Regions from separate parts of the Homo sapiens genome. Here region 2 is linked to region 1. A link is a loop called in an ENCODE intact Hi-C map of the cell type or tissue named here. Cell type or tissue: heart right ventricle. All regions are shown on one strand. Links, peaks and the distances in the headings refer to the core of each region. The heading gives the core; the rest is flanking DNA. Region 1 overlaps ANO2 (anoctamin 2). Region 2 overlaps ANO2 (anoctamin 2).

Region 1 (8,333 bases), core at 226-8,225:
CAGGGCCTCCCTCCTTAGGGATCCCTTAGCTCTCTGCTGTTGCCCTATTGTCAATCATTAAAGCTGTATTTTAATTTTAATTCCTTGTTTACTTATTGTCTGCTCCATCTAGAGTTCTTGAGGGATGCACTATATCTCGCTCCCTATTATACAACCAATGCCAAGCCTTTAGTAGGGTCTCAAAAATATTTGCCTAATGAATCTGTAATCCTCACTGGTACTGAGAGAGGAAGGAAAAATGATGGATGCTTCAAAGTCACTTCAGCTTGATCTTGGGATGATTTATTTTCTGCAAATAAATTTTTTTGGCAGAAATATAGAATGAAAGTGCACTTTCTATGCATGTGCCCACTGATAATTCTGCCACTCGGTGTCAGATTTTTTTCTAAAACGGGCCACAAACAAGCCATGATCTTATCTACTTGCATGGGAATAATGGGGAGACAACTATCAGAGCCTTATAGCTGGCCGGAAAATCCAGTGACTCTGAAGGCAGATACAAGAAAGCTCAATCTGATCCACACATATTCACAATACCTGGTGTCCTGGGCATTGGTTGTTTTGGCTGAGTAGCACCCATTTGCCTTATTTCTCACCACAGTTCCTGGCAATCATACGGAACTTAAAAACACAGTCAACATTGACTGCAGTGGAACTGGGAGGTGGGCAGAGACTGGATTTGGGCAGACTGGATTGAATGAAAACTTGCCTAAGATTAGATCTACCTTCAACTTCCCATAGGGACCATTAAAATTCCTATTGATTTAAGCCTGTTTCACCAGTGATATACCTGAAAAGCATATTCATAGGTGTTAGTGGAAAATCCAATGGTCAAGGGCAAGATCAGAGACCCTTGTGCTCTGAGGACAAGTGCTTCTAGAGCAACTAAAGAAACAGACGATGTGAGCCTGGCTTTCCCACACGACAAGTCACACTGGTGCTGCCTCCCATTGGACATGGAGGTGGAGACCTGCGCTCTTAGAGAGATGTGAGCTTTAGACCCTGCTTTGAGAAGACCTAGATGCTACTGGAAAGGCCTCGAGCTGGTCCAGACCCTCTGTGCTGTGGAACTATGTCGCTGGGGTCTGCAGACCCAAGTCCAGCACCATGGACAGACAGTCTAGCATGTCAGCCATGCAGAGGGGCCCCCAGGCAGTGCATAGCCTGGCAGCAAATCTGCCTGCAATGTGATTTTAGTATGAGAGTCAGACTCTTTATAGGCCCAGATGCGAAAAATCCTGAAACATCTAGGCTAATATAAATTGACACTTATGAGTAAATTTATTCATCAATTCTTGTGTCTGGTTCCTCATTTTTTATCTTTTCTTGGTTGACGACAGTGGAACCCTGAAGTTGTTGTTCCTGGAACTGGAATACCCTTCTATTTAAACCATAGATTGGTACAGTTGTTTAACTCAGCCACCCAGGTTGGGAAAACCAATTGGTGTTCTCTCGTTCATGGTCTCAGACCACAAATCTGAACCTATGTGGCTGTCTTACGAAAGGCTGGCCTTGGGCACCAAGCATGGCAGACATGCCCAGGGTCATCACTGCTGCCAACACAACTGAAAACACAGCTTTTACATCAAATATTATTGGGGATGGTCTAAGAAAGCCCTATGTTGGTCCCACAATACCTTCTCTTAGGTTTTTGTTATTGGTGTAATTAACTATTCTGATTTATATATATGAGGTAGGATCTTTGGTCAAGTGCTTTATTGGGACTATCTTTTAACCAGGGTACAAATGGGTTGAATAAATTATTCCCCTCTGCTCTTATTCTCTTCATTTGCCCTTCTTGGGTAAATAGTGGAGAGTTTTCCATTTCTTGGCTTCAGTGACCCCAGTGCTGATGGCCTTCAATCAGGACTCTAAGTTGGACGTCTCCAGAAGTCCAGCTTAGTGTGTCAAGGAGTTGGGTGAAAATGACCTCTTGGATTTCTTAACATCGTTTTAAATGTAACATGATTGAAATCAAATTCATCATATGTAGCATAAAATTAGACTCTCTCAGCATATTCCCTCTCCCTATCAATGTAACCACATCCCAGTCCTCTGACTTCAGTCCAAGTTTTGGAGATAATCCTAGCTCAGCCACTCTCCTATGTCTACTGTCACCAACTCTGCAATATTTCATGTGAAATAGCTCATCTTCTCCTCTCCTCTTAATTCCTCCCGCCACCCTGGTTTATGCCCAGCACAGTTCATGTCTAAATGATGCAGCAGCCCAGCTGCGCTCCCTGGGTCCTACCAACTCTAGCCCATTGTCCTCACTGAGAACAGATCAATTTCTCTAAACCTTCCCTTTATCCTATCATTCCCTGACACTAAAAAAGTCCAGTGTCTTCCTATTGCATCACATTCTAATTCCCGTTAGATTTCAGGACTTCCCATTATGTACTTTATCCCATCTCTTCAAATTCAACAACCTTTTGGCTTATGCTGGTGTAGGAGTTTCTACATTTACTGTATTTCCTTTATTAATCCCTTTACTGTGTCTCCTTGCTAACCATATCACCTAGCACCAAGTCTTTATCCAACAGCCCACATTTGTCCCCACCCCATGACTTTGCCCATGACGACTCCCCACCTAGAATGTTTTTCTTTTCTCTCTTACAACACCTAGCTGCCCCTCCAGGAGGCCCACCCTTTCCATTCTAGTCCCTCAAGTAATCTCCCTCTCCTCTGAGCACCCACAATGCTCATGGTCCATACATAAGCTCACCAAATAACCTGCTATTTCCTATCTGTTCTGCTTATTTTCTTCTCAACCAGACCATAGCCCCCTTGATGGTGAGGACAAGGCTCTTTGTCTGCTCCATAGTGTCTAGAAAAAGGCAGTCCATAAATATTTTTTGAGTCATCAAAGCTGATTTATAACAATTGATTTATAACAACTGCAGAGAGAGCAGGAGACAGAGGGAAAGGAGAATGATGTACAGTCGTGTGTTGCTTAACGATGGGGATATGTTCTGAGACATGCATCATTAGGTGACTTTGCAAACATCACAGAACGTGCTTATACAAATCTAGATGCTATATAGCCTACGTCACACCTAGGCTATAAAGTATAGTCTATTGCTCCCAGGCTACAAACTTGTACGGCATATTACTGTACTGAATACTGTAGGCAGTAATATAGTGGTAAGTATTTGTGTACCTAAATATATCTAAATACAGAAGATGTATGGTAAAAATATGGTATTATAATCTTACGGGACAATCGCCATATATGTGGTCTGCTGTTGTCCAAAACATCATCATGTTGTGCAGGGTTGTAATTCTAGGTCGTCCCCGTAATTATTTGGATCTATTGCTTCTGGTCCTCTGCTGCCCTTCTCCTGAAGATTACTTTACCTGCAGAACTGAACCTCCTGGTCAAACTGTGAGTTTTCTGGCTGCGTCCCCTCCTTCAGCTGGCTGACGTTGAAAAAGGAGAGGGTGTGGTTGACAAAGCCGTGCAGAGTCCCATTGTGACTGTAGGAGTACTGGTACACCAGGCGGGGGATAAAGTCGGAGGTGATCGCAATGACAAAAGCCTGAGGGACAGAACCATAAGCACTGAGTAGCCAGGATTGATGCTAAAAAGGACTGTCCACTCTTAGGCTCCCCATCAGAAGGAGCTGCTCTGACTGATACAGAAGCTCATGCAGCATGATCAGGTCCCTGAGCTCATGCAGCTGAGTCACATGCCTTTTCCATCTTTGATGTGTATAAGTATAATAAGTCCACCAGACAGTGGCTGTCAAAAGAGCACATGTCAACCACTGCAGCAAAGCATGCTAAGTCAATTTGGACCATTTGGTGCTGGAAGGATTAAACCACTTCTGAGATATCTAACATTGCTGTTGAGCAAGCCAAAACAGGGTGCACGCTTTCCTGAAAAAAATTACCTATAGTGATGAGGGTACTACGTAAGTGTAATGGGCAAGGAAATGGAATGCCCATGTACATCTGCCCCTGAGTAGTACCAGAAAGCCAGAAATACCAAGAATATGATTCCACAGTTTGCTTAATTTGACCATTATCTCTCAACACTTTTTAGCATGTCATGTAATAGAAGTTATTCTTGTATCCATTTTACTTAAGAAAACGGAGACACAGTGGAGAAAGAAACAGGTCCTGCTAGGTGGAGCCACACACACCCAACACAGCATCTGGCATGTCTAAGTGCTCTATAAATGTCCATGGAGCAAACCAAATGACAAATGAATGATTGCGTATTTGAACACAGGGGTACTTTCTGCAAAGAAAGTCTTAAATCTTTTTGGCAGGTGTTTATACTGCATCCTGCACCAACAATTAAAGCCCTTTACCAAAATGTAGTTCAGATATTGTTCTCTAAATGTGTATGTGAATGTGAACGGCCAGAACCATATTTGAGAGTGAATAACATCATAATCATAGCTACAACTTACTGGGCACTTGTTATATGTCCTTTCATCATGCCATTTAATTTCCCAAATGATCTTATTTGGTGGGTACTATTATTATCTCCCATTTGACAGATAAGTAAACAAGTCTTAAAGAGGCCAGGGAAGTAAGACTGCACGTCATTTCGTACTGTAGATGGAAAGTGATTAATACTCAGGGCCTCTGTTCTAACAGACACAACTTCAAAGTAGCGGACTGATCTGTTTTCCAACTTGCACCTTATTTCTAAGCCTCGAGATGTGCACTTCCTACATCACAACATTCAAAATGCAGTGGGCTGATTTGCTCTGCCTCACCTCACACCTTCCAGCCATTTTATGTGATCTGGGTAGGAAATCAGGTCAGAGTCAAATCACTGTTTGCCTCCCAAGGGAAAAGGGCTGTGGCTTTCTTTGTGTGCACTGAGCTGGCTGATATGTTCCTGGGAGGTGGGACAGGAGGCCCTTCCTGGCCACTGTCCTTAGAGAATACAGCAGAAAAGGAGCTGGCTGGGGCCCAGCAGGATTTCCTCTGCAGTGTAGACATATCTGGCAAGGGAGTTAAGGAGGTCACCACAGGTGGGACCCTTCTTCTATGTCCTATCTTAACCTACGCAGTGCCAGAGTCCACGGGGATAATTAAGATTTTGCACTGACAACCTGGAGGAACGGTAATTAGGGATTGTAGCCTGGGCAATGCTCCAGGTATTGTTTAACTCAGGAGTAGAGTAAGAAAGGAAAGAGATGAATAGATATGTGGAATTCTTTCCTCATTATTCTTGGCTCCAAGGAAAGATCTGATTTTGACCGTCAGGGCCAAGGTATGCATTCTGATGGATAATTACCTTTCTTTCTCTTTGTGAAATTAAAATTAAACCTACACAGCCTCAGCGACAGCATGATGGGTTACAAGGCATTTGTGAGCTGTTAACCAGAGCACTGTCACCAATAAAGCTACAAATGGAAAAGGCTGGGAGGTGCAAGGGCTGGCTTCCCACTTTGAAGACCTCAGCTTCTCTGGAAGCCCTTCCCACAGAGCGAGTGTGTCATGAATGCAAGTACTTACGTTGCTGATAACAGAGAACTTGCCAATTCCAGAGAGAATGTCAAACCAGATTCCTACAAGACAGAAAAGACAGCGTCTGGCTCACTCCCGCCCTCGGCCCAGTGATGACAACGCTGAAGCTCCAGGTGATGTTTTGCAGGTGAACTACGGAGCAGCTTTGCTGGGCCCCCCCAGAATGGGCTTGTCTGGAAAGGCTTAGGTAGCCCCCCCATCTGGAAGCTCAGATCACAAGTGGGGGTGGATAAAGCGGTCTCAGAAGGCGTCCCTGCACTTCAGGATATGAGGATGAGGGACCCAAAGGGAAGAGGGGCTTTCCCAGCCCTCTTGATTCCTGGTGTGGTGTGACTGTGGCCAGAGGGGACAGAATGGCAGAAGGATGGGCCTGGTGGGGCCTCTAAGTGGGGCACGTACCGATATCTTTGGTTCTTACAGCATCCGGCCGTCTCAGCTCTGTAACAAACTTCTTTGCATCGAGCCGCACTTCAATGACGTTGTTGAGGAGGGCAAACACAGGTGCCAGGGGAAAGGAGGCCACGAAGAGGGTGACAAAACCAAACTGGATGACTGCGAGAGAGCACAGCATGAGGGCTTCAGCAGGAACAAGCAGGACTCAGGTCCCTTCTGGCTTGCAGCTACAGCCCCTTGTCCTTTCTGCCTTGGGTATCTTTCCCATATGGGGTAATTTTTAGTCTCCCTTTTCCTCCTGTGTCACATACACGGTATTTCTTTCTAAGTACCTGCAGGCCTGTTGGTCAATGCCATCACTTGGGAGCAAAGCTCTGGATTAGGCATGGTGGGGAGATACAAGAAAAAAAAGTCTTAATTGCTTCCTTTACCCTTTACTGCCAGTCACTAATCCTACTGATCTAACTCAGGGTTTGGTAAACTTTTTTAGTAAAAGGCCAGATCATAATAAACATTTTTGGATTTGCAGGCCATATGGTTTTGTCACAACGACTCAACTCTGCCATTATACAGTAAAAACAGCTATAGACAGCACATCAACAAGTGGGCTTGGCTGAGTTCCAATAAAACTTTATTTACAAAAGCAATATATAAAGTGACTAGGTTTGGCCCACGGGCCACAGTTTGCCTTCCCTTGAAATAGCTTTAAAAACCACCTCCCAGATTTGGACTCTTCTTTCCATGTCTACAGTCACTGCCTTTGTTTAGAAAGTTTATTCATCCATCACGCATTTATGGAGAGCATTTATAAATGTCAGGCCCTGTACCAAGTATTTAAGAAGGCAAAGGTCTGTTCTGGCCTGCAAGAAGCTGGGTTTGAAAGTGGAGAGTTAAGTGTAGGCAAACATGTGCAACAAGGTTTTATGTATGCCAAGAGAGAATAAAGAATGTACTAGTGATAGAGAAGGCCCAAATGGAGAGGAACGTACATTGTTCAGGGCAGGGACTGAATGGGTCTCCATGTAGAGTCCCTCAGCACAGTCTGGAAAGATGGGCATGCAGTTTTCTTGAGGATTAAGTCAAAGAGACCTTCTAAGCTATGGAAGCAGTGTGAGCAAAAGCATGGTGGCACAGCCCATGCCCATGAGACAGCTGGAAAGAGTCCAGCCCTACCTGGACCATTGCAACAGCCTCCTGACGGGGTTTCTTGTCACCATTCTCCCAGGATGCTAGAGTCTATCCAGCACACAGCCCCTCTCACCTGATTCTGTTATCTACCTGCTTATAAAAATTCCTGTTGGCTCCACTCTGTTCACTGAATATAATCCAAAGTCCCTACCGGTGCATACAGGTGCTTTATAATCTGCCTCCAATCTGCCTCCCTAGCTTCATCTCCTAGCATCTCCCCAGCAACGACCATGGTCCTGCCTTCTCACCCTCCTAATTGTCCCCTGCCACATTAGTTCTTTCCACTCATTTGTGCATAAGCATACACTCTGGCTGGCAAGCTTCTATGCATCCCTGGGATCACTCAAATGCCACCTCCTTGGTGAAGCCCCATCCCTCCTCCTCTGGACCCCACCACCCTGTGTTCAGGCTTCTGTTGCAGCCATCACTGTGTGCTTCTGTGATTGACTTGCTCACACATCTTTATTTCCCACTGAGAAGGCAAGGCCTCCGTCCCTTCTAGGGGTTCAGTACATATTTGCTGATGGAAACACAACCCAGAGTCCAGGAAAGTTACAATGTAGTAGGACTCCCCTACATACTAAGGGCAAATTATTAAACTTTCTGTGCTTCAGGTACTTCAACTGTAAATTGAAGATAATAGTAATACCCACCCAATAGGGTTCCCAGAAGGGTAAATGATATTACATACAAAATATGTACAATGTACATACAATGTACAATATGTACAATGTTGGATACATAATAACTGTTTAATAAATGGTATCTTTTATGTGTAATTTTATTCTTATTGGAATAAATATCAACATGTACAGATGACTGCAATGTATACTGTATACTTATATGCTAAACAGACACAAACTTAAGGTTTAAGCACTGAATGAGAGAGACCCGACTTCTAGACCTGGATATGCTTCTAACTAGAGGTATGATTTTGGCCAAGCCTGTTTGTTTCAATGGGCATCAGCAACCTCATTGATAAATTGAAGGGACCGGTTTAAATTGCCTCCAACTCTGATTTGCTGTGATGCTATGGTTCGCATTGTCTTAGACAAGCTTCGTGAGTCTAGAATATTCAAATGAAGAATGAAAAAACTGACACAAATGGGAAAAAAATTCTGTTTCTACAGAGGGATAAGAGCAACCACAATAGAAGTTTCAGGAAAGGGAACAGGCATGGAACTTTCCCCAGCCCAACTGCTTTTGATTTGGCAGTTTGCTCAGCCCACAGTTGTGGGTCACTGTTCTTGCTGATTCAACCC
Region 2 (8,333 bases), core at 263-8,262, 48 kb after region 1:
GGAGTTGAATTGGAATTCTATAGCAGGCGTTGAATTGGAATTCTATAGGAGTTGAACTAGAATTCTATAGGAGTAGGAAAAGCCTTCCGTGATATTCCTCTGCTGGTGGAAAGCTTTGTGGTTTTCTCCTTCCGGTCCTGCCTGGGTGGGTATGGCCCCCCGAGATAAAAGACCTGGGTGATCCTGCACTGCTTCACCAAATAATCATCTGGATAATGATCTGTGCTCACCATTTACAGCTAGCGCTGCCGCTTCTGTCATTTCTTCTATAGTTATGTATGTTAGCAAATGCCCCATAAGATCTTTAGCTTCTTAGGCCTTTCCCCTCTCTGCCACCAAGAGGCCAGGTCCTCCCTGCCTGATTTGTGCATATCAGGTCCTCACCAGCCTGAACGTGCCACATCCCCATCTTTGGCCTGATTCTCATTCCCCTTAACTACAGGAGACAATTCTGAGGCCCAGTGGAAGTGTCTGCCATTGAAAGGTCACTTTCGGTTTCGAGATCTCATCACTCTGCACCCTCATGTGACTCTGAACCCTCGCGCTCGCCACACTCCCACTCTTGCCCCACCCCCGCATACAGTTTGGAGGGCTTCTCTCCATAAGCAAAGTCCCAGAGAGACATCTTCCAGGCAGACCCCAGCTATTGCCAGATGTGCTCTACTATGAACATGCATTGAATAAATGAATGAGTGAATGAATGACAGGAAAAATGTGTTTGGAAGAATGAAAAAAAATTTTGTCCCATATTAAAAATTCCCTGTCGTATTCCAAGGAGGACAAATTCTAAGGAGGGACGTCTTTTTCTGAGCAGATGACAGGTGTAACCATATGACAGGAGCAGCCAGAAGACTCAAACTCACCGACCTAACATAAGAGGCGGGGGTGCTGGAGTTGGAGGCAGGACCCGGAAGGGTGAGGGCCAGTGCGATGGGAGGGGAAGGGCAGAGAGGAAATGGACTGACAGGTGCGGGGAGGGCCCGCTGGGAATTTTCATTAAGTGCTGCTGTGAGGTTTGCAGTGTGACCTCTTCGTGTGCCTCTCCACAGAATCTTCAATCATGATTCCTTGAAATTGTTCTGGATTCACTCTTGGGGGACTGCTGAAGGACTGGGTTCTACTTCCAGATGAGCATGGGGAAGGAGCAGAGACTGATCTGGGTAACCAACGAGAGAGATTAGGGAAACAGGCAGACACCGTGGAAGGCAGAGGAGGAGAAGAGGAAGAAGAAAGAGAAGGGAAGGGGGAAAAAGAAGGAGGAAGAGGGAGGAGGGATGAAAGGAAAGGGAAGGAAGAAAGGGAGAACTTTTCAATAGGATGTTTTTTCTTTTTCTTTTTCCTTTTTTCAATAGGAATTTGAGCCTCTGTCCAGGGTGCCTGAGGCATCCAATTTAACAACAACACAATCACATCTCATCTCTCTTAAATATTTTGGGGGCAAGAAAATTTAAGCCCATGTCACCTAAAAAAATAAGTAATCAGATCTGAGGGTCCGAAAATTTGGAAAACATATCTTGAAAACATATCTAGAAGGTGATCAGGATGAGATGTGGAGTGGCATATGTCTTTAATTTTATTTTATCATCCCCTTTGAACTGTGTGTCCTCAGATCTCCCAGTCCCTACAGCAATTCCCTCCAAGTTCCCTGCAAAGAGGATCTAGTCATTTCAGAGGCCTTTCCTCCAACTGGAAATGAGTGATTCCCTTCCTCCATACTGATAAATCATAGGCCTGGCTATTATTTATGAGTTTTACTTCTAAAAAACAGCCTGTGCCTGTGCTTTAGGGCCATGAGCCACCATAAACAAGGAGCATTTCCAATAAACGATCCAAATCCATGTGACAGGCCACAAAATCAGCTCGGTGCCCCAGCTTGGAGCAGCTCTGAGTCACAGTGTGTGCTTGGCCGAGACTTCTGGGAAAGGGGCCTCAGGGAAGCACCTCCCAGTGAGGGAACAAATGAAGGTTTGAGGCAAGGAGGGATGCCACAGCCTGGAGTGCCACTTTGACTTTTGGATCTCTCTCACAAGCCAACACAGAGGGCCTCACCTGCCTAGGACAGAGACTACATGGCTGAAGAAATGGAGCAAGTGGGCAGGTGCAGTGGCTCATCCCAGCACTTTGGGAGGCTGAGGAGGGCAGATCACTTGAGGCCAAGAGTTTGAGACCAGCCTGGCAAACATGGCAAAACTCTGTCTCTACTACAAATACAAAAATTAGCTGGGCGTGGTGGTATGCAGCTACAATCCCAGCTACTCGGGAGGCTGAGGCGTGAAAATCTCTTGAACTCAGGAGGCAGAGGTTGCAGTGAGCTGAGATCGTGCCACCGCACTCCAGCCTGGACAACGATGCAAGGCTCTGTCTCAAAAAAAAAAAAAAAAAGAAACGAAAAGAAAGGAAGGAAAGAAATGAAGAAATGGAATGGAGCAAGTGTTTCCAGAGGCCAGGTGGGGTGGGGTGACATCTGAGGTTCAGGAAGGGCTGTCTGCATCTCAGGCCACTAGGCAGGATTCCTCATAAGACAGACTTCTGGAGGGGTCTGAATCTCAACCCCATGAAAAAATGGTCCAGCCTTGTGCTTTGAACAACTCCAAATAAAGTACCTTCAGATTGCATGGCTATGGGGATACGATGGAGGGGAATCTAATGGAGAGAGGGTGAGGAGATAGGCAACCCTCTCTATTATTCACGTGCCCCCTAACATAGCACCTCCGCCGGGAAGCACCCCAGGTTGATTAGAGGCCATCTGAAAGTTTCACCTGCTTCCAAACTGTGGAGCAGGATCCCAACAAAGAGGGCAGACTCCACTTCCCGCCAGAAAGGACAATCGGGAATTTCTGTGCAGAGCCATTCCCACCATCAGCCCTTTTCTTTTACGTGTTAATCCTCTGCTGCATCGTGTCATGAAAAAATATGAGTGCAAATGACCCAGCTGTAAACTGCCTTGGAAAACAATTAGTATGAAAGCCCAGCTTCATCCCAGGGGGCCAGCTCAGGACTGAAAGTCCCCAGAGCTCCATCTTAATCCTATGGAAACAGCATGGCCAGGAGAGGACGCCAGCTGCAGGCTCTGAATCTTGGAAAAGCAGCTCCTCCTGACTGGTGTCTTCGACAGCCCAGCTGGCAAATGCATAACGATGGCAGCAAAAAAGAACAAGAAGATGCCCAAGCAAAAGTGCCTGCTCTTCCCCTTACCTCTCCCTAAGGCAGGTCATGCCTTTGCAAACAGCAATGTTTGCTGACAGCACAACCAACTGGGCTGCCCTTCATTTGGGAATGGGGGGTGGGTGGAGGGACTGTCTGGGTACCTGGTGTCATGCTGTTGCCCTGGTAGTGCCATGGGTAGGGTGGAAATCACCCTAGGAGAAGCCAGCCAGCTGGGTAACAAGGCAGCCAGCGCATGACCTGAGGGAGCTGAAAGCCCCTGAACTGGGGATCTAGAGGGTGTGCCTGAGATACTCCTGTGGCCCAGAGAGCTTCCTAGCACAGGGGGCCTATCCCTCAGAGTCAGAAAGGTAACTCTTGCCCCTATGCAAAGGAGCATGAGACCTACTGAGCTGGCTAGCAGCCTAGGCCAGGGTGACAGCACCCCCAGCACATCTCCTTTTAAGAAAAAAGGGACCTAAACAGGAAGGGAGCACTGGAGAGAGAGAGAGAGAGAGAAACAGACAGACAGACAGACAGAGAGACAGACAGACAGAGGCGTATTCTGTTATAGGCCAATCATGAGAATCCTCCTATATCCAGCACCTACTATGTGCCAAGCACCATACAAGCACTTGACAACTTCCCTAAGATTTTTCTCCCTGTGACAAGGACAGGAGTGAGGAGAGAGCAGGAAGGTGTGCCCTGTCCCTGATCACAGACACCCCCAACACCCCTGGGTCATCTGGCAAATGCACACACTGGTCTAAAACCTGAGGGAGGAGGCATACGGTCAGTCCATTCTCAGCCCACCCCTCATGTCTTCCCAGAGGAAAACAACCCACAGGAAATTCTCCTGCCTTTCCCACCATTATCTTTTCTCATTCGACAAATATCTACTGAGGATGATCATGTGCCTGGTGTTGGGCCCCAGCTGTGCAGTGGTGGACAATCCAATCAGCTCCCGCCGTGTGGAGCTCCCAGTCTAGAAGGGTGAGGGCGACAACTGCAACCGTTTTAGATTTAGAGAGCGGTGAGTGTTGAAGGAATATGTAGTGAAATGAGAAGCAGAAGGAAAGGGCGATGGGAAGGCTGTTTTGGTCAGAGTGGTCAGGAAAGGCCTCTGAGGAGGTGACCTCTAAGCTGAGACCTGCAGGGTAAGGAGGAACCAGCCCCAGGGGCTGGGGAGAGCTCTAGGGGGACGCATCAGCCTGGGCAAAGTCTTGATGGAGAGCCCCAAGGCTGTGCAAGGAACTGGCCAGTCCACACAAGCGAAGCATCCTGAGCCTGGTGGAAGTACTGGGAGGGGGAATTGGAGAGGAAGGCCGGAGAGTAAATGTGTGGCTCTGTGAGCCACAGGAAGTACAACGGGAAGCTGTTGTAGATTTCTGAACAGGGGAAGGATGTGACAAAATTAAATTTTTAAAAAATCACAGAAAGTGAATGGTGTGGGGGGGAGTGCGGCACAGAGACAGAAGTGGAAGCAGACAGACAAATTGTGAGTGTGTTGTTGTCCAGGCACAAACCAGTCAATATGAGGATGAAACTTGTGAAAAATGGTCAGATCTGGGATATGTTTGAAGGTAGAAAGAACAATACTTACCAGCAGACTGGATCCTAGGGGTGAGAGAGAGAGAGAGAGAGCTCCAGGGAGTGAGAGTGCCAGGGAGAGAGAGAAAGAGAGAGCCAGGATAGCACTTGGACTTTGAAGTGAGCATTTGGGTGGCTGCTGGTGCCATCTCCTGAGATGGGAAGAATCGGTGAAAGGCACCAGGTTTGGAGGAAAAATTAAGTTCTCAAAGTTGGACACATTAAATTCTTGGCCCCTATGCTTCTCCTTGGCCCCTGTGATTCTGCTCCCCAAAACCCAAAACCCCCAAACCCCAGCTCATGACCCAAGGCCATTAGAATATTGTTTGAACCGAGAATCATCCTTCGAAGTAGCCAGCCAGCCTGGAGGAGTCAGCACCTCAAGCAAATCCAAGCCTCAACGTCAAGGTTGGACTGGGTGATTTCCCAGGTTCTTCCTGCTTCTGGTCTTCTGTGCTCTACAATATGATTCACGAGGCTTTGACGGAAGACTAGAGGGGGACTCTGGGCTGGAAGTCAGAAGACCTTTCTGTCTAAGAGTCCCCAGATAAGGGAATTTATCTTTCTGAGCCTCAGTGTCCTAATTCATAAAATGGTACCTTCCTTCAACATTTGTTGGGAAATAAAGCATGGAAAGCATCAAGCATGGTGTAAGGGCTCAAAGATTTGCTCTTATTTTGATGGCACAGCAAGGCACTGCAGAGATTTGCACATTTGTTTCCACTTCCTTAGTAAAAGAAGTGTTAGCAAGTTAGCTAAAAATCCCCTACAGAGCTCTCTTAGAAGGTTGGGGAGTGCATTTTGGCATCACTTGGGGTGGTGAGGTCCCTAGGAATCTCGCTGAGGGCCAGGGAGGTGAAATAGGCAATCACAGGATCTGTTGCGTTTTGAAGATTGAAGGTGGCAAGCTGTGTGCTCCCAGGGTGAGTTCCCAGGGAGAGCAGGGGCCCTTGCTATGGGTCAGGGTGTCGGATGGCATCCTGGAGATGCGGGTGGAGGTAACATATGTGTCCTAGAAACAGGAAACCCTGACAGCTGCAGCCCCTAGACTGAGCCCAGCCTAAAGGAGAAGACTGTCCTCCCTGGAAGAGCCCATGCTGTCCAGGCCTGGAGTACGGAGGGGCCACCTCAGCCGCAGTCCAGCCTCTCCCATCAGAGGGGTGGGGCTAGTGTCCAGCAGCAATGTTCCATAGGAGTGAGACCCAAGGAGCGAAGGGCAGGTTCTACCCAGGCATCTCCATGTTTAACTTCGGATGTTGGCCTGACCCCTCTACCACTGAGGATTGCAGCAGGAAACAATTCCCCTTGGATGGTTCAAAGGAAGCGACTCTAATGAAGCCCTTACTCACAGCAGTGAAGAGACAAGGAGAGGAAATGGCATGGCTGATGCCCAGGAAGAACCAAGAGGGAGAATTCATCCTGCAAGAGCTGCAGTTATGAAGAGATGAATTTTCTCCAGAGATGTGGGAGCATCAGGGAGAAGCAGAGGAAAACACCCCAATTCCCTAGTGAGGGAGAAAAGGTGCAAACAAAGGAGGAGCACCACAGCCCTTCCTTCTCTTCTGGATGCTTTAGTCCCTGGGCTCCTAGAAAATCCAAAGAGAAAGACAGGAAGATATTGGACTTCTTGCTAACAGAAGAGATGAGTGCTGCAAGGACTTTGCAGGGAAATGAGAGATGTGTTCATGGTCACAGCTCATGTCTGGGAAGGAATTCTTACCAGTTACACTGTGTTCTAAACAGTAGAATTACTGACCATAGTCTTACATAACTGGTAGGGGTGCTCCACATACTTGGCCTATAACCGTACTCACATCGTTTTATTAGTAGTCACAGCCTCCTGCCATCCTCTCTGTTTCCCAGACAACATTTAGAATAATTTAAGCCAACATCATGGAGGGGGTCCCCCAACAAGCATAGAATCCCCCCTGGCCAGACCCTGGGAGGTTCTTTCTCCCCCACTGCCTGAGGCCACCCAGAGAGCCGGGAGCCCCAGAGAGCCAGGATCCTGGTGCAAAGCAGGAAGAGAATACAAGCCAGCAGACCCAACTTTCAGGCCAGATTGCAAATGACCAGCACTGTGGCGTCCCCGCAGAGAGGCATAGGCCCCATTCCCCTCTGCAGCCCACGCCGGCCAGGCCCACCCATGTCCTGTGCTGGACTCTGTCCCTGATCAGGCTCCGCTGCAGAGAGCAGACCCCCCATCCCAGAGCACTGCATCCAATAAAGCCAACACTTTCACCCCATGCTCCAAAAACAAACACTGTCCACATTTAGAAGATTAGATTCATATATGCTCAAAATATTCTTCTTTAAAGAATGTTTGGTGCCCCGGCAGCCATTTGTACCTGTGACACTGATTTTTCCCCCATCCTTTTCCTTTCCTCCTGCTCTTCTCTCCTCAGTAATAATATATTGCCTTTTGCTAGAGTAGCTTAGAATTGGAGGAAAAGTTTAGACTCAAGACTTCCTGGTAGGGGCCAGGCACGCTGGCTCACACCAGTAGTCCCAGCATTTGGAGAGGCTGAGGCAGGAGAATCACTTGAGCCCAGGAGTTCAAGACCAGCCTGGGAAACAAAATGAGATCCCCTTCTCTACAAAAAGTTAAAAAAAAAAAATTAGCCAGATGCTGTGGCACACACCAGTAGTCCCAGCTACTCAGGAGGCTGAGGTGGGAGGATCCCTTGAGCTCATGAGCTCAAGGCTGTTGTGAGTTATGACCATGCCGCTGCACCCCAGTCGGGGCAACAGAGTGAGACCCTGTCTATTTTTGAAAAAAGAGAGAGAGATTCCTGGTGGCCTTTCAAATTTAAAAAAAAATTCTTTCTTTGTTAAAACTTATAAAGCTCGCAGGACCCCAAAGCCTGTGGAGCTCCTCTCTCTCTGTGCATGTGGGACAGGCGGCTGCACTCACAGCTTGCCTCCCTGCTGTCCTCCCTGCCTGGGTCATCTGACCCACACGGTTGTCCCCATCCCCAGAAATACTCGACCTCTTGTCATTCACATATGTGAGTGCACTGCATTCTAAATCTTCTGGAACCTTTGTGGTGTTTCCTGTTGCTCTCCCAATAAATTTAAACTTTTCTGGGGAACAAGGACAGCTACATATTAAAAGGCACTAGAGTGTCATGGTTTTAGCAAGGACAATGAGGTCAGACTCACCACTTATCAGTTCCATGACCTTGGGCCTCTGATCTTCTTCTCTGTGTCTTCAGTCTTCCTGTCTCTAAATGGGAGTATTAAGATTACCTACCCTCCTGGGGCTGTTTTAAGGATTAAACATACTGATATATGTAAAGTGCTTAGAACAGTGTTTGGTACAGGGTAAGCAGAGAGTGTGTGTGTGTGTGTGTGTGCGCGCGCGCACGCGTGCGTGCACATGTGCATGCATGCATGTGTACAAGTGTGTGCATGTGTGTGAGATATAGGGTAAGCAGGGTGTGCATCAATGCACACTCATGCACACTACTAACTGTATGCTTCGGTCAAGTTTCTAAACCTCTTCAGCCTTCTCATAAGTAAAATGAAAGAAATGACCCATTCCCAGTGTTACTGTCATAATGTGGGGCAAAGTATGCAAACCAGTGTTGGTATGAGGT

What was found. Hi-C counts contacts between places; a loop is a spot of excess contacts. Peaks named below come from ENCODE experiments on the same cell type or tissue, not always from the same donor. Only the 100,000 strongest peaks of a DNase experiment are listed, where the experiment ranks them.
Region 2: it touches region 1 in a loop (2.7-fold over the local background); 2 of 110 quality-filtered maps call a loop at or near these places.

What each region holds. Positions count from the first base shown.
Region 1 is chr12:5,572,477-5,580,809 of GRCh38, forward strand. ANO2 (anoctamin 2) reads right to left here. Exons shown (of 25, transcript NM_001364791.2): 21 at 5,890-6,042; 22 at 5,479-5,531; 23 at 3,358-3,539. Among named protein-coding and RNA genes, the nearest start is that of NTF3, 140 kb to the left of the region's middle. RefSeq lists an enhancer at 1-247. In heart right ventricle, for the core only: no CTCF peak of the experiment used is centred there; a DNase peak (open chromatin) is centred at 4,915; H3K27ac peaks cover 2,904 bases; H3K27me3 peaks cover 474 bases.
Region 2 is chr12:5,620,599-5,628,931 of GRCh38, forward strand. The region is part of intron 16 of ANO2 (anoctamin 2); the gene reads right to left. Among named protein-coding and RNA genes, the nearest start is that of NTF3, 190 kb to the left of the region's middle. In heart right ventricle, for the core only: no CTCF peak of the experiment used is centred there; a DNase peak (open chromatin) is centred at 4,483; H3K27ac peaks cover 981 bases.